Regions from separate parts of the Mus musculus genome. Here region 2 is linked to region 1. The links are chromatin contacts, found by Hi-C or POLR2A ChIA-PET in ENCODE. All regions are on one chromosome and are shown on one strand. The core of a region is the stretch at or near the end of the contact, and the rest is flanking DNA. Distances in the headings are between cores, read along the strand shown. Region 1 holds the start of Ttc14 (tetratricopeptide repeat domain 14). Region 2 holds the start of Zfp639 (zinc finger protein 639).

Region 1 (5,536 bases), core at 2,970-5,469:
ACATCACAAATATTTTACTAAGTATCTAAATAAAATGTTAGTATAAATCATTACTAAATTAAGAAGCATTTAAATTGGACAAATATTTAGTTTTTAAATTACTCTCAGTGTTTAAAAAGCACCTCTGCTTTTACAGATATTCAAATATTAAGACACTAATTCTTTCTGGAAAACAATTCTGAACAAAATTTGTCTACTAAGATTCTAATGTAAGACCTTTATGAATGTCATTCACTTGTAAACACATTCTAGTCTTACTGATGCTGAGAGAATTCGTGTCTAAGTTACATACTAGATAACTGCCATTGTTAAACAGAACAATCTCCATACCATTTTAAAGCCCAAGATGCTGACTGCTTCTTTCTTAATGCTGAAGCAAAATCATCTTCAGAGAAATTTTTGCTATAAAGAAAATGAGAGTCAAAAATGTAAATACTTTAGAAGTACACTTCATTCTGTCTCTGGTAGATACAACAGTGAAATGGTGAATTTCAAGCAGGAAATTCGTATTACATCTATACAGCCAAGTCCTTTTAAATTGTCAAATGTGAATATTACTGTTAAATGTTAGTCTTAAGCATATATATGAACTTTTCTGTTTCCTCCTCTACTTGGGTCAAATGGCATATTCCTAGCATTGCTTAGCATCCAGACCAGGAGGAGATAGGCTCACTTCACTCAACCTTCAGTATATTCCTATTGCTACGGTCAACGTGTTCTTCAGCTATGTAGCCTCTGAGCTAATCCACACCCCTCACCACCTTTATCAGCTAAGAGAATGCAGATCTACTTTTACCTTTGTAGGCCTCTCATTAAAGACGGTGGATGAGATTCATCTATTCCTAGTTTCTCTAGAAGGAATTCAACTACTCCTGGATTAACAAATCCCAGAGAACTCTGCATGATATTTTCATAGGACTCCAAAGAATTACTATTTAGTTCAACACTCCTCCTTTGTAAAATAAAAAAAAAAAGGAAAAAAAAAAGAAAAAGAAAAAAATCAGAAACACAAACAGTAAGGAGCACACCCGACTTTACTAGAAATGTGACTCTAGGAGGGTTAAACACTAATGCCACTTTTGTACACAAAAGACAGGCACTATTATGCTATAACTGTCTACCAAGCTTAAAGTAATTTACAGGCTATAAAATGCAATTCCAGTTGTAATTTGTTAGAAATAGATAAAAGATAAATACCTGTAGTACAAAGGAAGCTCTTCAGAAGTGATCACACCTAGTTTAATGCCAGCCATGTGTGGAGGAAGAGATGAGCTATACAGAGATACTGCAAGCTTTTCATGGTATCTGTCAATATCCTTGATTCCAGCTTTGAAGAAGAAAAAAGGAACAAACAATAAAAAAGTGAAAACAAAAATAAACTTTTCAAACCCTACCTCTATTAAACTACATTTTCAACATTAATTTGAAAATTTTAATTAGTATGTTGAAGTTGATCACCTCGAATTATGTCACCAGTTTGATAATATGATAAAGGATCTCCATGGTTACTGTGAGAAGGCACATCTCTTAAGGGACAAAGAGCCTGCAAGGAGAAGTATTTGAAAACACCACACATTTGACTCTGGCAAGAACAGTATCTCGTATCTTAGTTATTCATTATGAATGGTAATACTGCACATTAACAATGATAAGTCTAAGTCTAACACTATTTCCTTTTTAAGAATCCATAATTATACATATTTACAGGGTACAATTATATAGTGTTTACAGGGTAGCAAATCAATACACATATACCATTATCCTATTGGTATAATTAGTAATAGACAGATACCATTTCTTTGGGTTTAGTCTTCAGATTCTTTTCTGGTCATAGACTAGCCACCCTCCTGTGCTCCAGAACACCTCATCCTAATCCAGCTGCAGTTACCTACTTTCCTTCAGTCCTCTCCCCCTTTTCTGACTCTGGCCACTCTAGTCTACTGTCTTTTTCAGTATTCACAATGTGAACATGTGATATCTGTCTTTCTGTGTTTGCCTTATTTCATCAGAGACAGGGTCTTTCAGGCCATCCAGCATACTTTCATTCTTTTTGATGGCTTTAAACAACTGTTAACAGACATGTCAGTGACTTAAATTTAAGAATTTTTTTTTGTTACATTTTGTGTCCAACCACAATAAAACTTGTTTTTTAGCTTTAAGAACCAAGATACAGTGGTGGCACACTCCTTTAATCCCAGCACTCGGGAGGCAGAGGCAGGCGGATTTCTGAGTTCCAGGACAGCCAGGGCTACACAGAGAAACCCTGTCTCAAAAAACCAAAACCAAACAAACAAACAAAACCCCAAAAAACCAAAACCAAACCAACAACAACAACAACAAAAAAAACCCAAAAACCAAGACACAAAAGCTATTAGCATTTTAAATGAGGTGTGCACCCTCCTGTTGTATATGTCTTCTCTTCACATGGTGAGACAGAGAGCCGACATGAACAGTGTTGGGGTGAAGCACTCCAAACGGAGGCAAGCACGTTATTACAGCGAGAGAGAGAGAGAGAATGTTATATGTTTAATATGATAGGAAGGACTTGCTAGATTACTTACATACGAACATCTAATGTGCAATTATTAAGCATATGTTTAACCACAAGATATCTGTTCAGAATACCAATGAACATCATCACAACCACTAATCTCTATGATGTCAAAAAGGAGACTGACCTGCAAACAGAGTTCTCCAAACCTTGAAACACCCACAATGGAGGAAACGTAACACTCTAGTACTTGTTTTTTTTTGATAGGGATTCACTATAGAGATCAGGCTGGCCTTGAACCCACCTCTGTTCAGCCCACCTCTGCCTCCTGAGAACTAGGGTTAAAGGCATGTACTGTCAATGTCCAGCTCTCTAAGGCTTTTGGTAAGAACAACTACTGTTTTTTTTTTTTTTTTTCAGCTTATCTTTAACCCTCCCCCCCCAATATCCTACCAGGTAAATGTAAACAGACTTGGATAAGCACATAATTTTTGCATGGGATGAGTGTAGAGTGACTTACTGTGATTTCTAAGTGCGAAATATCTCTCACGATGCCACTTCCTAAACAGATCAACACCATGAAAAAACCAAACTCCCGAATAGAGCTAATTCTTCCAATCACTATATCACCACGTTCAATATCTCGGAAGAAGAGCTCTCTCCGGTCCATGCTTGGCATCTCCATGAACTGCTCTAAGGGTGGCATGACCGCATAAAGATCTGGAATAAAATAAAACCAAATCACCACGATCATTCTGACTTCCTTCTCCTTTGATAAAATGCTTTAAACTAACCAGTAAATCTTGAAAAGCTTCTCAGACTAAACTTACTGTCATTGTCGTCATGCACTTCAGAGGGTGGAGATGCGTCTGATTTCCAAGACAGTGCAAAAAGCAGATCCGCTTTTTTAGAGATGAATTTTTGTATTTCAATGTTGTCAACTCTCTTCTCTTTCCTTAAAAGAAAGGTGACTATATACATGTACATATATATATATATATATATATATATATATATATATATTTTTTTTTTTTTTTTTCACTGATCCACGCTCTCATACATCCAAACTCGTGTACGGCAGTTTTCATCACCCAACCCTGCTTAGTGTCTCCAGGGGAAGTTTTATTTATTTTAGCTTTTCAGTATGCATTTATTTAGTGCTGTGATGTGGCGTCCATGTGCCACCGTGTGCAACTGGGGGATCATAGGACAAGGCTGGGATTGGTTCTCGCCTACCCTTGCGAAGCCTGGGAATCGGTCAGGTCAGGCCGCTCGATGGAAAGTGACTTTACCCACTGAGTTCCGGAAGAAGTTTTAAGCCCGTTCTCTCTGGAAACGGGAGCAGGGAAGCTTTGGCGGCGGCTCGGAAGGCGCATCCCGGCCATTCAGCCCGGAGCCAGTGCCTGGTCACACACCCCGGGGCTCGGTCCCTCCTGTCCGCCCCGCGCCCCGGCCCGGGTCACGGCCCCGATACCTGCCGGCTCCCGGAGGAGGCGCCGCGCCGCGGGCTGGCTCGGCCGCCGTGCCCAGCAGGCTCCGGAAGTGCGGGTTGTCCTGCTGTTCACTCCGCAGCAGCGACAGCAGGGCCGGGCCGTGGCAGCCCAGCGACTGCCGCAGCAAGTCGCGGTCCATGGCGAGCCCGCCAGGCTCCGGCGTCCGAGCCCGCGCTCCCGCAAGCCGAGGGAAGCTGCCCGGACGCGCTAACCTCCCGGAAGCGCTCGCGGCGGCGAGCTGCCTCAGTCTCGCGAGACCTGGCGGGACTACGGGAACCCGCAGGAAGCGCGAAGCGGGTCTGGCGCCGAGGGCGGAGTAAGGCTGGAGGTGTGACGTGTGGGGACGCCTGAGCTTAGCACGTACGTCGGGCTGTGTGGTTCCTAGGTCGCCAAGGCCAGAGCTCCGGTCTCTTTTTCACCGGGTGCTGCCGAGTTCAGCGGTGCAAGGGTGGCTGGGCGGCCGCGGAGGAAGTTTCCTCAGTCCTGTCTGCCCGGGGCGGCGCCCGCGTCCCCTCAGGATTGCCTCAAGGTGGCGGTCGCAGGAAAGCTGCCTGCTAGACCGACGTGGGGCAGACAGACAAGGACCTACAGTTGACTTGGCGGCGGCTGGAGGCGTGTCCACCTTGTTTCTCGCTGCCTTTTAGAGGGATGTGGCTGTCACCAGCCCGGAGAGCTTTAAAGCGCAGCGCGCATGCTCTGTTCTGGCGTGGCTTTGTAGGAGTTTTAGGATAAGCTGCCTACTACTAGGGTGATATCTGTGGGCTGCCTGGTACACACTGGTACCGAGTGCTTTAGGTGGCTTACTTAAAACTGGCCAGCGTTTGCTGGCTACACTTCAGTGCTAGCTCTACACCGAGTGTAACCCATAACCCCACACAACTTTGTTCTACACCTGGGCACCACACCCATACCATCAGGGCTTTTGTTTGTTTGTTTGTTTTTTGTTTGTTTTTTTGTTTGTTTTGTTTGTTTGTTTGTTTTCCAGTTACAGGGGTTTCGAATTCATTTTCTTTCGTGACAAATACGTGATTTTTGAAAGGGACAGGACACTGGATAGTTGACCAGACCAGAGGGGGTACAATGGAAAGTGAGGGAGTTGGTTAGTGCTTGGGTTTTCAGCATGCTAGCCAAGGATTCTCTCTACCACTGAGCTACAACCCCACCTACATTTTTTTTAACTTAAAAACTCTCCAAGAAACTTTAAAGAAATATGAATAGTTTAATGAACTGTTGGGAGGGGGTGGTACAGGGTACGAAAATGGTGAAGGAAATGAAGAAAGCAGAATATTCCAAACAGATTTTCACTGCTTGGTTTCTAACCCTACTTTTACTGTGATTTCAAATTTCATCTTAAAAGTAAACACATAAGCCGGGCGTGGTGGTGCACGCCTTTAATCCCAGCACTTGGGAGGCAGAGGCAGGTGGATTTCTGAGTTCCAGGCCAGCCTGGTCTACAGAGTGAGTTCCAGGATAGCCAGGGCTACACGGAGAAACCCTGTCTCGAAAAACCAACCAACCAACCAAACAAACAAACAAAAACCAAAAAACAAAC
Region 2 (5,806 bases), core at 842-3,341, 1.3 Mb after region 1:
AGAGCTGTCAACCAGCCTTCACCCAGGCAAATAGAATTGGATTTGTGTATGCACAAGTGCCTTCATAAAGACATCGGGAGTGTCCACAGGACACAGGAATGTCGCGAGTCCTGAGGACTGGACTCAGGTCCTCAGGCAGCAGGGACCTTACTCACTGGGAAATGAGCTGGCCATCTTGTCAGCTTGAGAAATTTGACTTCTTAATGAAATGTGAACCATAAAAACTCATGCTCACTAGTTATCCTTTTAAAAAGACTGTTAACTATCTGAAACGTATCCTTCCCCAATTATACACAGGTGTCACTGTAGAAAACCAGGACATTTGAAATTTAATCACCTAAAATCCATTCACTCAGGAAAAAAAAAAGATAATATCGTGGTGATATATCCATAGTTTATAATTTATCATTTAAAAAAAATTTAAGCCTAAAGTGGTGGCACATGTCTTCAGTGCCAGCACTTGGGAGGCAGGGGCAGGCAGATCTCCGAGTTTGAGGCCAGCCTGGTCTACAAAGCAAGTTCCAGGACAGCCAGGGCTACACAGAGAAACCCTGTCTGGAGAAACTGAGTATTGAGACCTACACCTTTATCCCCAGCCCTCAGGCGGTAGAGACGGAGGATGTCTCTGAGTTCTTGACCAGTCTGGTCTACACAGTGAGTTCCTGGCCAGCCAGAAGTACATAGTGTTTGAAAAAAAAATTAATAGACGGGATGTGCTAATTCTGAATTTATATTTATGTTTGGGGTTAGGCAATTTGTTGTTAAAGGCATACAACACTACTGGCTTGCTCTCCACTTTTTGAGATAACATTGAAGACAGAAAAAAAAATCCCATTTTAAAAAGGCCCAACTGCCCTCTTCCACATCAACAGCAGAGCTCAGTGGCTCACAGCTGACATCCCAGCACTCAGGAGGCTGAGGCAAGATTACACATAAAGTCTCTTGTGTCCTAAAAACAAAACAAACACATCACCCACACAGAGGCATCTTGGCACCTGGAACCTTCACAACACTTAATAGTGCTTCCCATAGACAAACCTTTTCAAAGGTTTCTCATGAAACCTCGGATGTCTTCACACAATGCCTAGACACTTTTTTTGTTTGTTTTTTTCGAGACAGAGTTTCTCTGTGTAGCCCAGCTGTCCTGGAACTCACTCTGTAGATCAGGCTGGCCTTGAACTCAGAAATCCGTCTGCCTCTGCCTCCCAAGTGCTGGGTTTAAAGGTGTGCGCCACCACTGCCCCGCACCAAGACATATTTTTAAAAGGCTGTTTTCGCGCGCATGTGTAGTCCGAGATGGTGTCTGATCTGGAGGCAATCATGAACCTACTCCAACTGGGTGTTCTCTCCAGCACCCAGCACCGAATTTTTTGAGACTGGGTCGTTGCGTTTTGAAGACGTTTATAACACTTTATTTTTTCACCTCCATTAAAACAAACAAACAAAAAATATTTCCAGGGCTCAGAAGGCGCTTACAGCTAAGCCAGACGACCTGGGTGTCTTCCCTGGAACCCGCAAGGTGGGAAGAACAGCCTCTTGGAAAGTTGTCCTCTGACCTCTACACTTGCGCCATGGCACACGTGCGCATGCATACACGCAATAAGCACGTACATTTTCAAACAGAAAGAGAATTTTCCCGTTCTAATTGAAGCCCGGCGTGGTGGCACACGCCTTTCCGGCTAGCCTAGGCTACACAAGTCCCTGTCACAGATTACAGGAATTCGAAGAGCGCTGGTCTGATTGGCCTCTCCTGGGAGCCTCTGTCCGTGAGGACTCAGGGCCGGGTCCCCGCTGGACTCCAGCGTCTCCCGCGGGAGCAGCCTCCTGCAGGCCGGCATAGGCCCCCCCGCCGCCGAGTCCACCCGAGCGGCCGACACGCACCGGGCCGGGCAGGCCCCGCTCGCCCCGCGGCCCTCGCTTGGCACGCAGGCCCCGGAGGCCGGCCCTCACCTCACGTAGCAGCGCAGCTCCGGCGAGACACGCCCGGATGATGGGACGGAGGGGGCTGCCGGGCCACCGCCCGCGCCCTGCCCAGCCGCCCGCGCCCTCCCCGGCCCTGCCCTTCCCTGCCCGCCAGGCCCAGCAGCACTCACCCCGTCACCCCGCGCATGCGCCACAGCGGGCCGCGAGAGTAAAGATGGGGGACGGGGGGCGGGAACCCTAAGGATGAGGGCGTGGCCTGAGCATGGAGGGGGCGTGGCTTCATGCTAAGGGCGGGGCCTAACAGCAGGACAAGGAGAGACTAGCAGTGCTGTCTAGCGTCCCCTACGGGCACATCCGGGCCGTGCCACCTTCCCCCCTGAGGTCAGCGCTGTCCCACTCATCGGTTTCCTGGAAGGCCGCAGTGATCGATCCTCAGGGTCTTCAGGATCATTAGTGTTTCACGCATGGTGGTTGTCCTCAAATCCCAACATCCGGGCTAGATAAGTCCAGGGCCGAGAAAAAACGCGATGTGACTCGAGATGGGTCCTCAGACCACACCCTGGGTTCTTGAAGTCTTGGGAGATTGGAGGTGGAGTTAGAGAAGGGAGAGCTGAAAAAATGGCTCCCCCCAGTTAAGAGAGTTTTATTTCTCTTCTAGAGAAAGCATGCACATGATAGTTCACAAACGCCTTTACTGTAACTCAACAGCAAGGGATGTGAAGCCTCCGCAGGCATACACACCTCCCCATCCCCCCACCTAAATACAAAAATAAATAAATCCTAAAAAGAAGACCTGATGGAGTGAACCGAGGTTATCACAAAGGATTGCATTCTGTCATTTAAATCCTTTTCGTACCTTGACCGTCAATAAGCAAAGGATTAAATTAGATGAGCATAAATAACTGTGAACATTGTTTTTGAATTATCCCTCGGGCTGACAGTAGATTTCGGTGGTTGTCTGTGCTTGGCAGGGTGAGTGCTGAGGTGTGAGCCCTCAGCGTTACAAGCAACAGTCCAGAGTGCGGCTGTGTGTTTTCTTTCTCGCTCCTCCTTCAGTGTTAAGAATGGAGTCCAGGGGCTGGAGAGATGGCTCAGCTGTTAAGAAAACTGGCTCTTCCACTAGGGGATTCAGGTTTTATTCCCAACACCCACAATGAGGTTCACGTCTGAGCTCACGTGTAAATCCAGTTCTAGGTCGCCTGAAGCCTTCTGGCTTCCATGGGCGCCAGGAACACAAGTGGTGCACAGACATACATTCAGGCAAAACACTCATACAGATAAAAATAAAATATATATATTTTAAAACATTTTTAAATATAATCCTAGCTCTCATCCACTGAGCTGCCCCACCCCAACCCCCTAATCTGGGTGAGAGTTAAAGAGGTTTCAGTACAATTTGTGAGTGTTTCTCGGTTTTGTAACTAAAGCCCTTAAGGTTCAACTAATTGTACGTGAATAGCTAAATCGAGTGGGGTAACTTATATCCAAAGTCACTTGCAAAGTCCCAGCCACGGTTCGTGTGTCTCACCAGCCCAGCGCCCTGTTCTTGCTGTCAATCACCTGGTATTCAGCCGGTTGTCACTGACACCCTCCCCCAACCCCATCACCACGCCTGGGGAAGTCCAGCTGTGCGCTTTGGAGAGACAGCGCCTTTTTGTGAGATTCAGTTTGGTGACCTCATAATCTGTAGGCATTCTCCTCTTAGACATGAATATTCAGGCACACCAGTGTAACCCAAAAGGAGTAAGAGAGGGTTCGCAGACCTTCTTTATTCCTAGTATACTTAGCATCGGGTACAAAATAGGGAATTGGGGCCTGATTGATTGAAGACTGTTGAATTTATAAAGATGCTGCCGGCGGCTACGGGTTTCTCGCTGTGAATCTAGTAGAGGACACAAGGGGGAGCCATGCGATCACTGTCAGTTATAGGGTTTCTCAGGCTTGCCCTTGAGTTTGACTTAATTCTCCTCTTGCCTGCGTCACTAGAAGGGGAGGGGGGAGAGACTATGTCATGGTATTTAGACAGCATGCATCATTGTTTTCAGGGCTCCCCTTTCCCCCTCCCTGGCAAGATGTGCAGCTATGTAAAATCTTGAAAGCCCTAGGATAACATTTTACAGGAATATTTAACCACCATCCTCCCAAGTTTTTGATACAGGTGTGTCATAGCTTAAATTTTTCCTGATCACAGAAATGTGTGTTATACAATAGATAGTAGAACAGAATTGTACTGGCTAGTTTTGTGTCCACTTGACACAGCTGGAGTTATCACAGAGAAAGGAGCTTCAGTTGAGGAAATGCCTCCATGAGATCCAACTGTAAGGCATTTTCTCAATTAGTGATCAAGGGGGAAAGGCCCCTTGTGGGTGGGACCATCTCTGGGCTGGTAGTCTTGGTTCTTAAGAGAGCAGGCTAAGCAAGCCAGGGGAGGCAAGCCAGTAAGGAACATCCCTCCATGGCCTATGCATCAGCTCCTGCTTCCTGACCTGCTTGAGTTCCAGTCCTGACTTCCTTTGGTGATGAACAGCTACATGGAAGTGTAAGCCAAATAAACCCTTTCCTCCCCAATTTGCTTCTTGGTCATGATGTTTGTGCAGGAATAGAAACCCTGACTAAGACAAGAATGAAGAAAGAAAACCACCAACTCCCACAGCCCTGAACTGATTCCTTGGATCTGTCTTTCCGTGACTTTTATACTTGCATGCACATAGATTTTTCTCAAAATCAGATTATCATTATGTTAAGTGGCAGGTTTTTTCCAGTTATATATTTTTTCGGAATATAAACATTCCTGATGCAATTAAAATGTTAATGGTACCTTACAGTTACTGCGAGTGGTCATATAAAAGTTAAATAGTGACGTTTAAGTTATTTGCACCTTTTTCAAAGACCTTGCCAAGCCAGGCATAGTGGTAAATTACTGTACTCCCAGCACTTAAGAGGCAGAGGTTGTATTAGTGTTCTCTAGAATAACGGAATTTGTGGAATATGAATACACACACACACACACTGTGTGTGTGTGTGCAGGCTGCACTCCAACAATGGCCAGCTATGAATGGGAAGTTCTAGAACCTAGTAGTGGCTCAGCCTCATGAGTCTGGGTGTTTCAGCTGGCCTTTGTAGAAACTGTAATTCTGAAGAAGTAGGCTCCAATGGATGTGCTGGCAAAGTGAATGCAAGCAGGTAAAGAAGAAGGTGACTTCCTTCTTCTGGTATGTAGGCCTCCAGCAGAAGGAGTGGCCCAGATTAAAGATGTGCCTCAAGATCTGGATTAAAGGTGTGTGTCTTCCAGCCTCAAACTCTGGGTCAAAAGCTTGTGTATACCAGCCTCAGGATCTGAAATCCATGTCTGCATTGTAGTCCATTCCAGATATAGTCAAGTTGACCACAAAGAAATGTAGGCTTCATTTTTTTTTTTTTTTTTTTTTTTTTTTGAGACAGGGTTTCTCTGTAGCCCTGGCTACCCTGGAACTCACCATGTAGATCAGCCTGGCCTTGAACCTAGTCAAAGCCTACTTTTAATGATGGTTCTTAAATGCTTTAACCTCCCTTCTAGCCCACCACCCACCGGAGGTAGTAGAAAAGAAAGGGTATTATGATACCAGGGAAGAAGACCTGTTTAGAAATTGTTCTTTGGAGCACATCCAATCTGTGTTGTCAGGAAATCTGCAGCTCAGTTCACTGGAGTCAGCATCGGCAGCCCAATCCACTCACAAACACTCCACAAATATACCAGCAGTCCAGTTCAGTCGTGTCAGGATAGCAAACATGAATTAGTTCAAAAGTGTCCAGGGCAGGAAAAAGGATAACAGGAGTAGAGAGGGCAGGGAACTGAAGCTAGAGAAACAGAGAAGTCTCTAAGGAGCCAGAGACCAGACCACAG

The links. A loop is a pair of places that touch in the nucleus more often than their neighbours do. ChIA-PET counts read pairs that join two places held with the same protein, here RNA polymerase II (POLR2A).
Region 2: a loop to region 1 is called in a map of T-helper 1 cell, with 4 times the contacts of the local background. The contact joins the promoter of Zfp639 here to the promoter of Ttc14 in region 1. A Hi-C loop is called at or near these places in 1 of 37 maps with a recorded cell type or tissue (T-helper 1 cell). POLR2A ChIA-PET finds 5 or more read pairs at or near these places in 1 of 5 experiments (embryonic stem cell).

The regions. Positions count from the first base shown.
Region 1 is chr3:33,798,866-33,804,401 of GRCm38, reverse strand. It overlaps Ttc14 (tetratricopeptide repeat domain 14), which reads right to left and starts at 4,219. Exons shown (of 12, transcript NM_027619.4): 1 at 3,966-4,219; 2 at 3,322-3,446; 3 at 3,012-3,211; 4 at 1,459-1,543; 5 at 1,198-1,327; 6 at 797-952; 7 at 331-402. The coding sequence starts at 4,123.
Region 2 is chr3:32,506,877-32,512,682 of GRCm38, reverse strand. Zfp639 (zinc finger protein 639) reads right to left here and starts at 2,091. Exons shown (of 7, transcript NM_144519.4): 1 at 1,951-2,091.